Regions from separate parts of the Homo sapiens genome. Here region 2 is linked to region 1. A link is an interaction called in ENCODE POLR2A ChIA-PET data of the cell type or tissue named here. Cell type or tissue: PC-9. All regions are shown on one strand. Each heading gives the region's core, and the rest is flanking DNA. Links, peaks and the distances in the headings are about the cores only.

Evidence for each region. Peaks named below come from ENCODE experiments on the same cell type or tissue, not always from the same donor. Only the 100,000 strongest peaks of a DNase experiment are listed, where the experiment ranks them.
Region 2: POLR2A ChIA-PET joins it to region 1 with 8 read pairs; 2 of 35 experiments call an interaction of 5 or more read pairs at or near these places.

What each region holds. Positions count from the first base shown.
Region 1 is chr12:13,169,367-13,177,453 of GRCh38, forward strand. No RefSeq gene overlaps it. Among named protein-coding and RNA genes, the nearest start is that of EMP1, 23 kb to the right of the region's middle. RefSeq lists enhancers at 3,092-3,141, 4,347-4,396. In PC-9, for the core only: CTCF peaks have their summits at 4,730 and 5,116; DNase peaks (open chromatin) are centred at 4,335 and 6,365; H3K4me3 peaks cover 743 bases; H3K27ac peaks cover 4,000 bases.
Region 2 is chr12:12,846,921-12,855,007 of GRCh38, forward strand. It overlaps the pseudogene RPS6P1. Among named protein-coding and RNA genes, the nearest start is that of DDX47, 38 kb to the left of the region's middle. In PC-9, for the core only: no CTCF peak of the experiment used is centred there; no DNase peak of the experiment used is centred there.

The DNA.
Region 1 (8,087 bases), core at 2,759-6,758:
AAAGAAACTGAACAACCTGCTCCTGGTGTGGGAGCTGATGCCACATCCAGGCTCCATTCCCACTGACCCTGTAGTGGAGCCGGGTAGTCTGCATGACCTCCAGTGTACTTTGAGTTCAGCCAGTTTTGCTTGCATCACCAACTGGTAGGCATTTGAAAGAAACTATGAAACACAATTAAGAAAAAGAGAAATGACTCCACAGGAAAACAAGTTAATTCAGGATACATGAGGAACTTGAAAGAAACTCAAATTTGTATATTCAGAGACATTTATGAAGATATCACATCAATTAAAAGAAAAGAATGCTATAAAAACAATAATTAAAAAGTTGGAGGATAAAATAGAGGAAAAGTAAAATAAAAAGACAGAGATTAAAAAAAAAATAAAAAAGAAAAGGACAAAAAAGGTAACACATAGACTAATCCAGGGAACCAACATCTAACTGATAGAAGCTCCAAAAAGAGATGAAGACAAACAGATGAGGGAAGGAATTACAGAAAAACATCACAAGAGAATTCCCCAGAGTTGAAGGACACAAAATTTAAGGAAGACATATTCACCTTGTGCTCACTACAATAAAGAAGAGTTGGCAAATGAAACAGCATAAAATTCAGGACACTAATACTGAAAAGAGAGTTCTTAAATGTTTTCTGAGAGAGAGAAATGGAGAAAAAATAATGCCAACCTACAAATAAATGAGCTCCAAAGTTTTCTAACAGCAGCACAGTTTGCTAGAAAACAGTTTTTAACTGCTTTAAATTATGAAGGAAAATGGTTTTCAACTAGAATCTTTATTTTTTTCTTCTTCTTATTAGATGAATATGCTTGTGTATCAACTAGAATTATATACTCCTCAAGAATATCTATGAAACTTGAAGGCAGAGGAAAAGACATTTTGAGACAGATAAGAAGTCAGAAGGCTTAACTTTACACACCTTTTTTTTGGAAGTCATTTGAAAACACACTCCTGCAAAATGAGAAAGTAGAACAAGCCAGAGGAAGACATAAAATTCCAGAAGCAGTGTATTCAACCTGGAATCATAGTGAAGAGTAACACACAATGACAGTTTTGCTGCAGGTCTGGAGAGACCAGTGACACCAGTATAGATTTTACAGCCTTTCAGGAAACACTAATTTGTGTCTTCAAATGTTTTTTGATGACATGTAAGCACAGAGACGTTAAATCAGTTGGCCAAGATCACTCAATGGTAAGCAGTAAGTTAGCGATCCGACTCAGCCTGTCAGGCTTTGGAGGCTGAGCTCTTACCTCTTACTATACAGTGCTTCTCCTGGTAACCTGCCTTAATGTTATTAACGGTTTCCATTAGGAAAATGAAAATAGTGATATGTTCCATGTATGCTAAACCCTCATTTATTATAGTCAGAATGCAAAAAAACGCTATGTAAAATTGCTAAATTAAGAAATAGCTTTATAGAAATCAAGAAACAGTTTTTAGAGAAATAAAAGTAATCACCAGGAGAGAAAACTCAAAGAGAATGCAAGGTGATTAGGTAGAGGGAGTGGGCAGGGGGAAGCGGAGAGGGAAGAGGAAGGGAAGAGACTGTTGCTTTGCATTTTAAATCCCCTGCACCTTAAAAAAATTAAATTATGTGCATGAATTACTTTGCAAAACTGTACATTTGTGTATCTTTTAAAAGGGTAAATAGGGCTTGTTTGGAAGATAAGCCAAAAGGGGAATGATAGTAATGTTCAAAGGGTGAGATGAGTTGGAAGTTCATGGCCTGATAGGGAGTGGTGTGATCTAGTGGCTGGACTCTAGGGAGGTTGTTTTGGCAGTGGGTGGGTGGGGGGAAGAGGGGGAGCGGCTGGAGGTGACTCTGGAAAAGTGGGCTAAGGCAAGGCTGTGGAAAGCATTGAATGCCATGCTAAGAAGTTTGGAATTTCCTCTGTTGACCATGGGGAACTATGAAAAAAAGTTTTGAGCAACATGATTCCATCTGTGTTTCAGAGGAATCATCCTTATGGCAAAATGTGGTAGGATTTGGAGTGTGGGAATGGCAGGAAGCGGGAAGGCCAGATCAGAGATGGTTACAAGCTTAAGGGACTCTTTAGGGTCCGAATTAAGGCTTTCAACCTCTGTAGAAAACTGAAGTTCCATAATTGCAACTTGAATCAAAACTCTTCTACCACTTTCCTCGCCCTCCTGTGGACTGGGGTGTCCTCTGCCCAGGAAGACACTGATGGGGCGGTAGGGTGGTGGTGGGTGGGCCACAGGGAACTGCCCACCCCTCCTCATTCAGGGGCCACTAGAACCTCCTGTCTGGTCCAAATCTCACTTCAGATTTTTAGAATCTTACTACAAACAATTTTTTGGCCACATTTCAAGACATGTCTTAGTTTTTAGCACAGGATTTTTACCAATCTCTCCCTAGCCCCCTCCACACCCTTTAATGATTCCCTTGGTTTTTATAAGTAGGTTTCCAGTTTTTTCCTCCTGCCTGCCAGCTCATCTAAGAAGTAGGATTTTTTTTCTCCTTTTTTATTATTGGTATTTAAAAAATAATAAAATGGAAAAAATGAATGTTTTTGCACTTCTGGCCTCTTGCTTTCGAGGTTCACACCCACTGGCGCCCTCCCTCTGAGGCTCACTAACATTCCACACTGCTGGGCGTGTGTCTGTGTGACTAGGATTCCTTGGCTGTTGTCTCCTGTCATCATAATTTCTCCCTTACCTCCTCACCTACTTGCATTCCTCCCTTTCTCCCACCCTCTGGTTGCCAGGCAACACAGCTGAGGGGCAGGAGGAGCTGGCAGGCAGTGCCCCCATGGAAATACTGGCTGCCTGTCTTCCTCTCCCAGCAGCTTGGCTGGGAGTTGGGCAATTGCTGAAGGTCAAAGGCAGCCATCCATAGTTGTGTCATTCCCTCCACTAGGTATAAACCTGACACAATCAGGGAAATACTTGAAGGTAGGGAATGGGGTAAAGTAAGGCAGTTAGTTTTCCCTTCACACCCAAGAGGCTGGCGTGACTCCTGCCTTCCGGCAGAAGAGGGTAAAGGTGGAGATGAATTGGCCTTTCTGCGTTTCAGAAATGTGAATTTCATTTCCTTCCACACCTCTCTGTCCAGTGGCTGGGCTTGAGAATTAGAGTCGACCCGGCAAAATGACAAATTCACTTGTTAGCAGAGGTTGAATTTTTTGAGTTGGGGCCCATTTCTCTAGTACCAAACATGATCTGGGGACTCGCAGCATGGACAGCCTCTGGGAGCTTGTTAGGAATGCAGACCTCAGTCCCATCCCAGACCACCGAAACAGAAGCTGTAGTTTTTCAGAATGACTGGGTAATTTGCATGCATGCTGATCAAATACTGTCGATTCGGTCTTGTGTTCTTGAGACTTCTTCCTTTCTCCTGCTCAGTGGGGCGTCATGGAGTCCTATGTTGGGGTCTTTCATGGGTTTACGGAGAGATGAGTGAGCAAATGCAGAGACTGTCTCAGCCTGACACAAACCCCTTCCCCTTTCTCCATCTATCCTTACCCTACACAGGTATGAGACAAGGCATGTCCAGATATGTTACCTCCCTTATCCTCACACACTCCTGTGTCTATTTTTAAACAACGAATCCCAATTTTATTGATGAAGAAATGACCTAGGTTGTTGAAACTTACAGAGCTTCAATGGACTCGCCCTGGTGATTACTGAACAGCTTGCTTTCACCTTCCTTTGGTATGTGTCCTAGGCTAGAAATTCTGTCCTTTTAAACACGTAGCTCCAAAGAGTCATTATTGAAAAAAAGCAATCAGAAACAGAATGTTGGGTTTGGTTTGAGTCATAAATTCCACCATGTAGGGATGAAATTAAGGACTTTTTCCTGAGCCTCTGCAAATGATTCCAGTAGTTCAGAGGCCCTTTTGAACAAGAGGTTACATGGATTGGGTTTCAAAGAAAAGAATGTCGAAAGACATCTTCCAGCTGAGAATGGGCTCCAGATGTGAGCATTGCTCTTCCAGATGTGTGGACGAATGGAGCGGGACTGAGATGCCTCACATGTCTGCAACATGAAATGGAAAATCCTCTCTCAGCCACAGGGGAAAGTAGGACAGGGGGAAGACAAATGGAATCCAAGTTAAACTCTTCAAGGTGGGGCCAGACTAACTCTAAGAAATCATTCCCAGGTGGGCTGATATTTTACGTATGCAGTATGTGTAGAGGCCACACCTCAAACTGTGCTGCTGAGCAGAAACTCAGAAGGTATTGTGTCTGCAGGAACTCACTCTTCTCAGACCTGCATAAATCTGATTCAGCCCCTTAGAGGAGCCTCACTGAGAACTGTTGAGACTACAGGCAGATCAAGCAGGACAGGCGGCGAGACTTACTCAGCGGAGCTGAGAACAGAGCCCAGAATGCGGAAGGGGAAGGAGCCAGGAGTCACACAGTCCTTTCTTTCTTCAGCTTCTGAATCAGCAACTCATTCTCTCGGGGATCGCTGGGTTTGTTTCTTTACAATGGCTAGAAGGTCCCATGTTTCTCAGATGAGTAAATTTGAAACCACAGAAAACTGAGGCCTTGTGGCCAAGTCCTCTTGGTTTGTCACATCTCTGAAAATCTGAGCCATTGTCAAACTCCTGGCTGCAGGGAATTAAACCCTTTATTTCCCTCTGCCAGCATCTTCACCTTCTCCAGGAAGATCTGCCAAAGGACTGCTCCAGGTGCAGGTCCACCCACCTCCCCACTTTCCCAAACCTTCCTCCTTTTCCATTTAGAGACTGTCCCTGAGTCCCAATTTCCATGTCACTCTGGAAGTGTGAAAGTGATCTTTATTCCCCATACCTTCTCTATTTTTAAGCAACACAGTTAACTCACTCTGTACTGGTTCAGCTGGTGAGGATCCATATTTTTATTTTCCCCTAAGAGTTCCCAGCCTCTAAACAATACATTCTGACAAAACAGGTTAATTTAAGTTGCTAATTATTTACATTATTAAAACATTATTACATTTGCACATGTAATAATGTCTACATACTGATTACACACACACACACACACACACACAAACCTAAACTGGCATAATCCCTGGTTAATATGCTAATAATAAAATTGATGATTACTAAGTTGAAAAAGTTAATTAGCTGTCTTCTGTTTTTGTATGTGGGGCCTAATCCTCCCTGTGATCTTGGGCCCAACACATTTCTCAAAGGCCACACCAGTCAGAAGGTAGATTTTCCAGTTGGAAGGTATTGAGAGCATTGCAGGGGTAAACCCAGTACCAGTCCACCCTGGGAGGACATATGTCATTATACTGAGAATCAAGTATCAGGAAGTATAGTATCATCATCATCATCATCATCAATCAATGACTAACTGTGAGTTTATTTCCTTTTGTTTTTATTTTTTAATTTTAATTTTATTTTTTTCTGAGACGGGGTCTCAGTCTGTTGCCCAGGCTGGAGTGCAGTGGCGTGATGTTGATTTACTGCAACCTCTGCCTCCTGGGTTCAAGCAATTATCCTGCCTCAGCCTCCCGAGTAGCTGGGACTACAGGCGTGCACCACCATGGCAGACTAATTTTTTATATTTTTAGTACAGACAGGATTTCACCACATTGGCCAGGCTGGTCTTGAACTCCAACTCCTGACCTCAAGTGATCTGCCCGCCTCAGCCTCCCAAAGTGCTGGAATTACAGGCATGAGCCACCGCACCCAGCCCATTTCCTTTTGTTTTTAATCAATTTAGAACTGAATTCTCAAGCTGCTGTTTGTTTTGATTCTAGGCATATTTTGATATTCCAGTTAGTACCCAATTCAGTTTATATATGTATAAAATTACACACCCTGCATCAAAAACATCTTTACATATTTTTATACTTAAACCCAGTTCAAATTGATTTAAGGCTTAGGAAAATAAGTTAGGTTTAGTTCAGTATGTGGTTTAGAAAATGTGTACACTTTATTCTGGCTTCCAACTAAAACTGTGGTGTGTTTCTTGCCTCTGAATTGGACAGATTTCTATGTTTGGCCTGTATTGTGGCAATGGTGTATTATTTTGTTCTTGTCAGTTGCATTCATCATTATTTTAAAAAGATTCCAGAAAGCCTGGTGTTACAGTTAGCCCACCTTGACCCTAAATGCTGCACTACTGCATTTTGACCAAGCATTGGGATCATAAAAATTATCCACCTTCTGTTTCTAGGCTTTCCCCACAGCTTGCAGCCCAGAGTCAGGAGAAATGGCGTTTTACTTCATGTGCTTCCCTAGAGTGAGCAGGGCTATCCAGACTGAAGGGAAATGGCATTTCTCCTTCTGCAACTCAGGACCCTACTGGATTAATTCTTGCCTAAGAGGGCATCTCAGCCATGTGTTCTCCAGCTCATTAATCCTCAGCAGTGACTAACGCTGAAAACCCAACCCTTGTCTTTGGCTGCCAAGGGTGTAATTTCGCTTGGAATGTTGCTTTCAGTTGACTTGTTCTCTACCTTTCTTTTCACCTGTCTGTTATGCTTAGCTCTACCCTCCTGCACGTGTTAATTCTAATCCTTTGGTGATCTAAACTAAAGAAAATGCCTCAGGAATAAACTTTTTATGGATAAGGTTTTTTTTGTGTGTGCTATGACACCTATACCTCTAATATTAGTTTAAATCTACCATTTCTCGAATGCCTATGTGCCAAGTAACTTACACGTATCACATTTGTTGTTACTAACAACCCAATATAGTGTTGTCCCCATTTTTTAGATGAGAAAACTGAGGCTCAGAGAGTCTGAATGCCTTGCCCAAGGCCCTGCAGCTAGAAATCAGATTAAACCTCGTCTGTCTGACTCCAAAGTTTGTGCTTCATGGACTTCCAGCTCTGGTTCATGTTACCCCAGTAGAGCCCTGTGACTTCAAGAATTTCTCAAATGTCCAAAGCAATCTATTTTAATTCACTTTATTAATAAAGATAATAATTCCTGTCTGTCTCACAGGTGGTATAATGAAGTGAAAGGAAGCAGAAGAGAGTGTTATAGTTGGAAAGGTGGGAAATCACCCCCTCCATGCTGAAGGGAAGATTTCAGGTTCCAAATGACACGTTTCCCTCAGAATGACTTTTGCTGTAGGTATGTGAACCTGCCACCACCCTTTGAATTTGGTGGATTGATTTAACGCTGTATCTGAACCTGACTGAGGAGATTCCTTCCTGGTTCATGACCCCGCTCTTGGAGATGCAGGATCTTGAACCGGAAGACTCTGAGTGACAGAATGAAGAGCTGGAGGAATCAGAGTGAGATACAAGAGGGTTCTAGATTTGTTCCTCATTTTATCAGACAATTGAGTGTTGATCTTCCTTCTGGAACTTGTAACAAGAGAGTGAACGGCAAACATGGACCGTTTACCCTCAAGTTTGTTTTCTTGTGCATACCCCCTCTTCCTGACACCTTGGAAGAACAGCCTCTCTTGACCACCAGAGGACAAGCCTGTGTAGGCGTAGAGTAGATGCGTGGCTGAGTGCATGTTTGCACCCTCATTTCACATCCGTCTATAAAGCATTTGAGGCAGTTCAGACAATAGCATGATCACCAGCTGTGCTGCCATTTCTTCCAACAGTGACCATGGATATCTTTGCTGTGTTCCTGAAACTCTGCAGACAGTCCTAAGGGATCCAGTGGGTCCTCTGATGGACCCCAATGCTGGAAGTCACGCATATAGCTCTGAAGAGTTGTCACAAGAAATGGCGTTTCTGGAGGATGCACAGGAAACTTTTCATTTGGCATGAAAAAGGCTATTGGATTTGCAAAGACTGCAGAGGAAGAGTTTAAATTCTGAGCCCTCAAAACAGATTTTTAGAAAAGTGTCTTCCAACCTTTGTTTAGTACAAATAAAGAAGATAAGACAACACCCTTCCCAGGATCTTTCTCTTGGATTTTTTAATTTTTATTTATTTATTTATTCATTTATTTTTTGCCTATGATGGGGGTACTATTAGGAAAGGGAGATCAAAACCTCTCGCTCCTTAGGTTGTATGTAATGCTTACTCAGGAAATATGAGCCAACATTTTGGAATCTTTATCATTATATATTAGTTGCCTTACTGATGAACTCTACGGAGACTATCGTATTTACCAAAATAGAATGACATCTCTGCAGAATC
Region 2 (8,087 bases), core at 2,185-6,184, 320 kb before region 1:
TAGCAGGGTGTGGTGGCACACACCTGTAATCCCAGGTTCTCAGAAGGCTGAGGCATGAGAATCTTTTGAACCCAGGAAGTGGTGGTAGCAGTGAGCTGAGATAGTGCCACTGCACTGCAGCCTGGGTGACAAAGCAAGGCTCTGTCTCAAAAAAAAAAAAAAAAAGAAAAAGAAAAAAGAAAAACCATAACCTGAATGAATTTGATCTGTTGCCATTTTTTGAGGCTTGTTTATGGACTAGCATATAGCGCATCTCAGTGTATATTCCTTGAGCACTTCAAAAGAATGTGTACTCTGCAATTTTTGAGTATGATATTCTGTAGTCAATTAAGTCAAACTAATTGGTAATGCTATCAAATTTTCTATGATGTCACTTTTTTCCCCAACTTATTCTAACAGTTACTAAGAGGGGTTATTAAAATCTCCATATGTTTGTGGATTCATTTATTTCTTTTTAGTCTGTTAATTTTTGCTTTACATATTTTAAAGCTCTCTTATTAAGTGTATACAGATTTAGGACTTTTATGTCTTAACTAATTAAACGTTTTAGTATTAAGAAATATTCTTTATCTCTGGAATACTCTTCGCTTGAAAGATTTTATTTGGGCTGGGCGTGGTGGCTCACGCCTGTAATCCCAGCACTTTGGGAGGCCAAGGCGGGCGGATCAGGAGGTCAGGAGTTCGAGACCAGCCTGGCCAACATGGTGAAACCCCGTCTCTACTAAAAACACAAAAAGTAGCTGAGTGCGGTGGCAGGGGCCTGTAATCCCAGCTACTCTGGAGGCTGAGGCAGGAGAATTGCTTGAACCCGGGAGGCAGAGGTTGCAGTGAGCCGAGATCGCACCACTGCACTTCAGCCTGGGTGACAGAGCAAGACTTTGTCTCAAAAAAAGAAAGAAAGAAAGATGCTTTATCTGATATTAATATAGCTATAAACAAGCCAAACATTGCTTTTTTTTTTTTTTTTTTTTTTGGGAGGGAGTCTTGCTCTGTCATCCAGGCTGGAGTGCAGTGGTGCAATCTTGTCTTGCTACTAGCACTGCCTCTCAGGTTCAAGTGATCCTCCTGCCTCAGCCTCCCAAGTAGCTGAGATTATAATGTGTACCACCACACCTGGCTAATTTTTGTATTTTTAATAGAGACAGAGTTTCACCATGTTGGCCAGGCTGGTCTCAGACTCCTAGCCTCAAGTGACCTGTGCGCCTTGGCCTCCCAAAATGCTTAGATTACAGGCGTAAGCCACTGTGCCCAACCCAAATATTGTTTTCTTAAGTTTAGTGTTTGTACAATATATACTTTTTTACTATTTTACTTTCAACTTGGTTGTGTCTTTATATTTCTAAGATGTTTCTTGTAAACAAAGTAACCTGAGATTTTTGTTCTCTGTTTTCTAATTGGAGGGGCTAGTCTATTAGCATTTTTTTTTTTTTTTTTTGAGACAGGGTCTCACTCTGTCACCCAGGCTGGAGTGTAGTGGCACCATCATGCCTCACTGAAACCTCGACCTCCTGGGCTCAAGCAATTCTTCCACCTCAGCCTCCTGAGTAGCTGGGCCTATAAGTATGCACCATCATGCCTGGTGAATCTTCAAACTTTTTTTGTAGAGATGGGATCCCACTTTATTGCCCAGGCTTGTCTCATTTGTATTTAACATGATTTTTTGGTATTTTTAGGTTTACTTTTAACAAATAAAAAACCCATAACATTTTTTTCTACTTGTTCCATCTGTTGTTTGTTTCTCTGTGATATAGCTTGGGTCTGTGTCCCTGCCCAAATCTCATGTCAAATTGTAATCTCCAGTGTTGGAGGTGGGGCCTGCTAGGAGGTGACTGGATCGTGGGAGTGGGTTTCCCCTTTGGTGCTGTCCTCATGATAATGAGTTAGTTCTCATGAGATCTGGTCATTTAAAAGTATGTGGCACCGGCCGGGCACGGTGGCTCACCCCTGTAATCCCAGCACTTTGGGAGGCCGAGGTGGGTAGATCTCCTGAGGTCAGGAGTTCAAGACCAGCCTGGCCAACATGGTAAAACCCCGTCTCTACTAAAAATACAAAAATTAGCTGGGCGTGGTGGCAGGTGCCTGTAATCCCAGCTACTTGGAAGGCTGAGGCAGGAGAATTGCTTGAGCCCGGGAGGCGGAGGTTGCAGTGAGCCGAGATTGCGCCACTGCACTCCAGCCTAGGCGACAGAGCAAGACTCTGTCTCAAAAAAGAAAAAAGAAAAAAGAAAAAAAAAAGTGTGTGGCACCTGCCGCTCTGTCCTACCCCTCTATCCTTGGTCCTGCTTCTGCCATGTAAGATGCCTGCTCCGGCTTTGCCTTCCTCCATGAGTAAAAGGGTCCTGAGGCCTCCCCAGAATCAGATGCCGCCATGCTTCCTGTACAGCCTGCAGAACTGTGAGCCAGTTAAACCTCTTTTCTTTATAAATGACCCAGTCTCAGGTATTTCTTTATAGTAATGCAAGAATGGACGAATACACTCTGTTTCTCTTTTCCTGCCCACTTTTCAATAAATTGAGTATTTTTAAATATACCATTGACTTTTTAGCTAATCATCTTTTATTTTGAGTAGTTTTTCTTGAGATTACAAATATCTTTAACAGTCTACCTTCAAATTATTCTCCTTTTGTGATTCTAACACTAATTCTATTTACCCACTTCCAATTCTTTTTACCCATTTCCAATTCTTTGAGCTCTTGTTGTCCTATATTTTACTTCTAAATGTTATATATTTTGAAATATATTGTTATTATATTGGCAGCCAATTGTCTTTTTAAAATGTGTAGATAAGCCAGGAGCAGTGATCATGCCTGTAATCCCAGCTACTTAGGAGGTTGAGGTGGGAGGATTGCTTGAGGTCAGGAGTTTGAGACCAGCCTGGGAAACATAGCAAGACCCTCTCTCTAAAAAATAGAAAAATAAAAAAATTAACCAAGGATGGTGGCATGTGCCTGTGGTCTTAGCTACTTGGGAGGCTGAGGCAGGAGATTTGCTTGAGCCCAGGAGTCAAGCCTGCAGTGAGCTATGATCATGCCACTGCACTCCAGCCTGGGCAACAGAGTGAGATCATGTAACTAAACAGAAAAAAAAAAGTATAGCTCTCTTTTCTATTTAGATTCATATTTATGCTCTCTGGGTCTCTTATTGTTTCCTACAGATCTATGCTTCCATTGACATTATTTCTGTTAATCATTTCTGGTAGAGCAGGTTTTCTGGAAATGAATTTCTCCTTTTTTCTGAAAATATCCTTATTTACCTTTAGGTTGAAATATAAATAGACGTGGCCGGGCGCGGTGGGTCACACCTGTAATCCCAGCACTTTGGGAGGCTGAGGTGGGCAGATCATAAGATCAGGAGATAGAGACCATCCTGGATACCACGGTGAAACCCCTTATCTACTAAAAATACAAAAAATTAGCCGGGCGTGGTGGCACACGCCTGTAGTCCCAGCTACTCGCGAGGCTGAGGCAGGAGAATTGCTTGAACCCGGGAGTTGGAGGTTGCAGTGAGCCGAGGTCATGCCATTGCACTCCAGCCTGGGAGACAGAGTGAGACTCTGTCTCAAAAAAAAAAAAAAAGAAGAAAGAAATATAAATAGACATCTAGGCTGACAGGTTTTGCTTTTTTTTGTTTCAGTTATTTAAGAAAGCTTTTCTATTTTGGGGGGGAGGGTGTGGGGTGTACTGGTCTGTTCTCATGCTGCTAATAGAAGACATACCTGAGACTGGATAATTTATAAAGAAAAAGAGGTTTGGCTGGGCGCAGTGGCTCACCCCTGTAATTCCAGCACTTTGGGAGGCCAAAGCGGGTGGATCACGAGGTCAGGAGATCGAGACCATCCTGGCTAACATGGTGAAACCGCGTCTCTACTAAAAAAACAAAAAGAAAAAGAAAAAAAGAGGTTTAATGGACTCACAGTTCCACATAGCTGGAGAGGCCTTACAATCATGGTGGAAAGCAAAGGAGGAGCAAGGCATGTCTTACATGGTGGCAAGCAAGAGAGAAGTAGAGGGGAACTCCCTTTAGAAAGCCATCAGGTCTTGGAGGCATTCAGCTGCTTCAAGATGAAGCTGAACATCTCCTTCCCGGTCACTGGCTGCCAGAAACTCATTGAAGTGGATGATGAATGCAAACTTCGTACTTTTTATGAGAAGCTTATGGCCACAGAAGTTGCTGCTGACACTCTGGGTGAAGAATGGAAAGGTTATGTGGTCCGAATCAGTGGTGGGAACAACAAACAAGGTTTTCCCATGAAGCAGGGTGTCTTGACCCATGGCCGTGTCCACCTGCTACTGAGTAAGGGGCATTCCTGTTACAGACCAAGGAGAACTGGAGAAAGAAAGAGAAAATCAGTTCGTGGTTGCATAGTGGATGCCAATCTGAGCATTCTCAACTTGATTATTGTTAAAAAAAAAAAAAAAGTAAAGAAGGATATTCCTGGACTGACTGATACTATGGTGCCTTGTCGCCTGGGGCCCAAAAAAGCTAGCAGAATCTGCAAACTTTCCAATCTCTCTGAAGAAGATGATGTCCGCCAGTATGTTGTAAGAAAGCCCTCAAACAAAGGAGGTAAGAAACCTAGGACCAAAGCACCCAAGATTCAGCATCTTGTTACTCCACATTTCCTGCAGCACAAAGGGCAGCATATTGCTCTGAAGAAGCCGTGTACTAAGAAAAATAAGGAAGAGGCTGCAGAATATGCTAAACTTTTAGGCAAGGGAATGAAGGAGGCTAAAGAGAAGCGCCAGGAACAAATTGCGAAGAGACACAGACTTTCCTCTCTGTGAGCTTCTACATCTAAGTCTGAGTCCAGTCAGAAATAAGGTCTCGTGAGACGTTATCACAAGAACAGCATGGGAAAGATTCACTCCCGTGATTCAGTTACCTCCCGCCGGGTCCCTCCCACAACATGTAGGAATTATGGGAGCTACAATTCAAGATGAGATTTGGGTGGGGACACAGCCAAACCATATTAGGGGATGGGGAAGCTTTTCTATTGTCTTCTGGCCTCTACTGTTTCTGATGAGAAATTACCCATCATTCATAATTTTTCTTTGGCTGCTTTTAATAATTTATTTTTATCTTTGATTTTCAACACTTTGACTGTGATGTACCTGAGGTTGGTTTTCTTTGTATTTATTCTGCTTGGAGTTCACTGAGCTGATGCAATCTGTGACTTGATTTCTTTTATTAGTTTTAGAAAATTCTTGTCTATTATCTCTCCAAAGATTTCTTCTGTCTCACTCTTTCTTTTCCTTATGGGACTTCAATTACAAATATGTTAAACCATTTGCTATCATCCTAAGGATCATAGATGCTCTGTTTTATCCCCCCAACATTTTTCTATTTGTGTTTTAGTTGGATTACAGTCACGTGCTGTATAATGACAGTTTAGCCAACAACAGACCACATATATGATGTTGGCCCCATAAGATTATAATAAAGCTGAAAAATTCCTATCACCTAGTGATGTTGTAGCCATCATAAAGTTGTAGTGCAACACATTTCTCCTGTGTTTGTAGTGATGCTGGTGTAAACAAACCTGTGCTGCCGGTTGTATAAAAGTATAGCACACACAATAATGTATAGTATATAATACTTGATAATGACAAAAAAAGACTATGTTACTGGTTTATGTATTTAGTATACATTTATCATTATTTTAGAATGTACTTCACATATATATAACATTACATTATATATATATGTATAAAGTTGACTGTAAAACAACCTCAAGCAGAAACATAAATAACAAATTTTAAAAATAGAAAAAAGCGGCTGGGCATGGTGGCTCATGCCTGTAATCCCAGCACTTTAGGAGGATAAGGCAGGTGGATCACCTGAGGTCAGGAGTTTGAGACCAGCCTGGCCAACATGGCGAAACCCCATCTCTACTAAAAACACAAAAAATTAGCCAGGCATGGTGGTGCACACCTGTAGACCCAGCTACTCAGGAGGCTGAGGCAGAATCGCTTGACTCTGGGAGGCAAAGGTTGCAATGAGCTGAGATCGTGCCATTGCACTCCAGCCTGAGTGACAGAGTGAGACTCAGTCTCAAAAAAAAAAATAAATAAATAAAAGGAAAAAGCCTAAAGAATAAGGATATACAGAAGGAAATATTTTGTACAGCTGTACAATGTGTGCTTGAAGTTAAGTGTTATTAAAAGAGTCAAAAAGCTAAAAGATGAAAAAGTTTATAAAGTTAATTTAGTTACAGTAAGCTAAGGTTAATTTATTATTGAAGAAAGAAAAATTTTAAAAATAAACAAATTTAGTGGCCAGGCGCAGTGGGTCATGCCTGTAATCCCAGCACTTTGGGAGGCCGAGGTGGGTGGACCACCTGGAGTTGGGAGTTCAAGACCAGCCTGACCAACATGGTGAAGCCCCATCTCTACTAAAACTACAAAATTAGCTGGACATGGTGGCATATGCCTGTAATCCCAGCTACTTGGGAGTCTGAGGTAGGAGAATCGCTTCAACCCAGGAGATGGAGGTTGCGGTGAGCCGAGATTGTGCCACTGTACTCCAGCCTGGGCAACGAGCAAAACTCCATCTCAAAAATAAACAAATAAATAAATAAATAAAATAAATTTAGAGTAGCCGAAGTGTCCACTGTTTATAAAGTCCACAGTAGTGTGCAGTAATGTCCTAGGCCTCCACATTCACTCACCACTTACTCGCCCAGAGCAACTTCCAATCCTGTAAGCTCCATTTATGGTAAGTGCCCTATATAGGTGTACCATATTTTATCTTTTATGGTGTATTTTTATTGTAACTTTCCTATGTTTAGATTTGTTTAGATATATAAATATTTACCATTGGGTTACAATTGCCTGCTGTATTCAGTACAGTAACATGCTGTGCAGGTTTGTAGCCTAGGAGCAATAGGCTATTCCAAGCAACCTAGGTGTGTAGTAGGCTGTGTGGTATGTGTGAATATACTCTATGATGTTCACACAATGACAAAATTGCCTAATGATGCATTTCTCAGAATGTATTCGCATTGTTAAGCAATGCATGACATATTCTTATTGATCTGATTTTAAGTTTACTGTTCATTTCCACTGCTGTGTCCAGTCTACTGTACATCAAATTACTTCTTCATTTCTGATCTTTTTTTTTTTTTTTGAGACAGAGTCTTGCTCTGTAGCCCAGGCTGGAGTGCAGTGGTGCGATCTCGGCTCACTGCAAGCTCCGCCTCCTGGGTTCAGGCCATTCTCCTGCCTCAGCCTCCCGAGTAGCTGCGACTACAGGCGCCTGCCACCACGCCCAGCTAATTTTTTGTATTTTTAGTAGAGACGGGGTTTCACCGTGTTAGCCAGGATGGTCTCAATCTCCTGACCTTGTGATCCGCCCGCCTCAGCCTCCCAAAGTGCTGGGATTACAGGCGTGAGCCACCGTGCCCGGCCTCTGATATTTTTTTTTTCTTTTTTTGAGATGGAATTTCGCTCTTGTCACCCAGGCTGGAGTGCAGTGGCATGATCTTAGCTCACTGCAGCCTCCGCCTCCTGGATTCAAGTTATTGTCCCACCTCAGCCTCCCAAGTAGCTGGGATTACGGGCACCTGCCACCATGCCCGGCTAATTTTTTGTATTTTTAGTAGAGATGGGGTTTCACTCTGTTGGGCAGGCTGGTCTCGAACTCCTGACCTCAGGTGATCTGCCTGCCTCAGCCTCCCAAAGTGTTGGGATTACAGGCGTGAGCCACCATGCCCGGCCTGATATGTTTTTTATTTCTAGTATTTTCAATCTTTTTTTTTTTTTTTGAGATGGAGTCTCGCTCTGTCGCCCAGGCTGAAGTACAGTGGCGCAATCTCAGCTCACTGCAAGCTCAGCCTCCCGGGTTCACGCCGTTCTCCTGCCTCAGCCTCCTGAGTAGCTGGGACTACAGGCGCCCGCCACCACGCCTGGCTAGTTTTTTGTATTTTTAGTAGAGACAGAGTTTCACCATGTTAGACAGGATGGTCTTGATCTCCTGACCTCGTGATCGGCCCGCCTCGGCCTCCCAAAGTGCTAGGATTACAGGCGTGAGCACCGCGCCCGACCTAGTATTTTCATCCTTTAAGTGTCTACTGTTTGTTAAAATTTCTC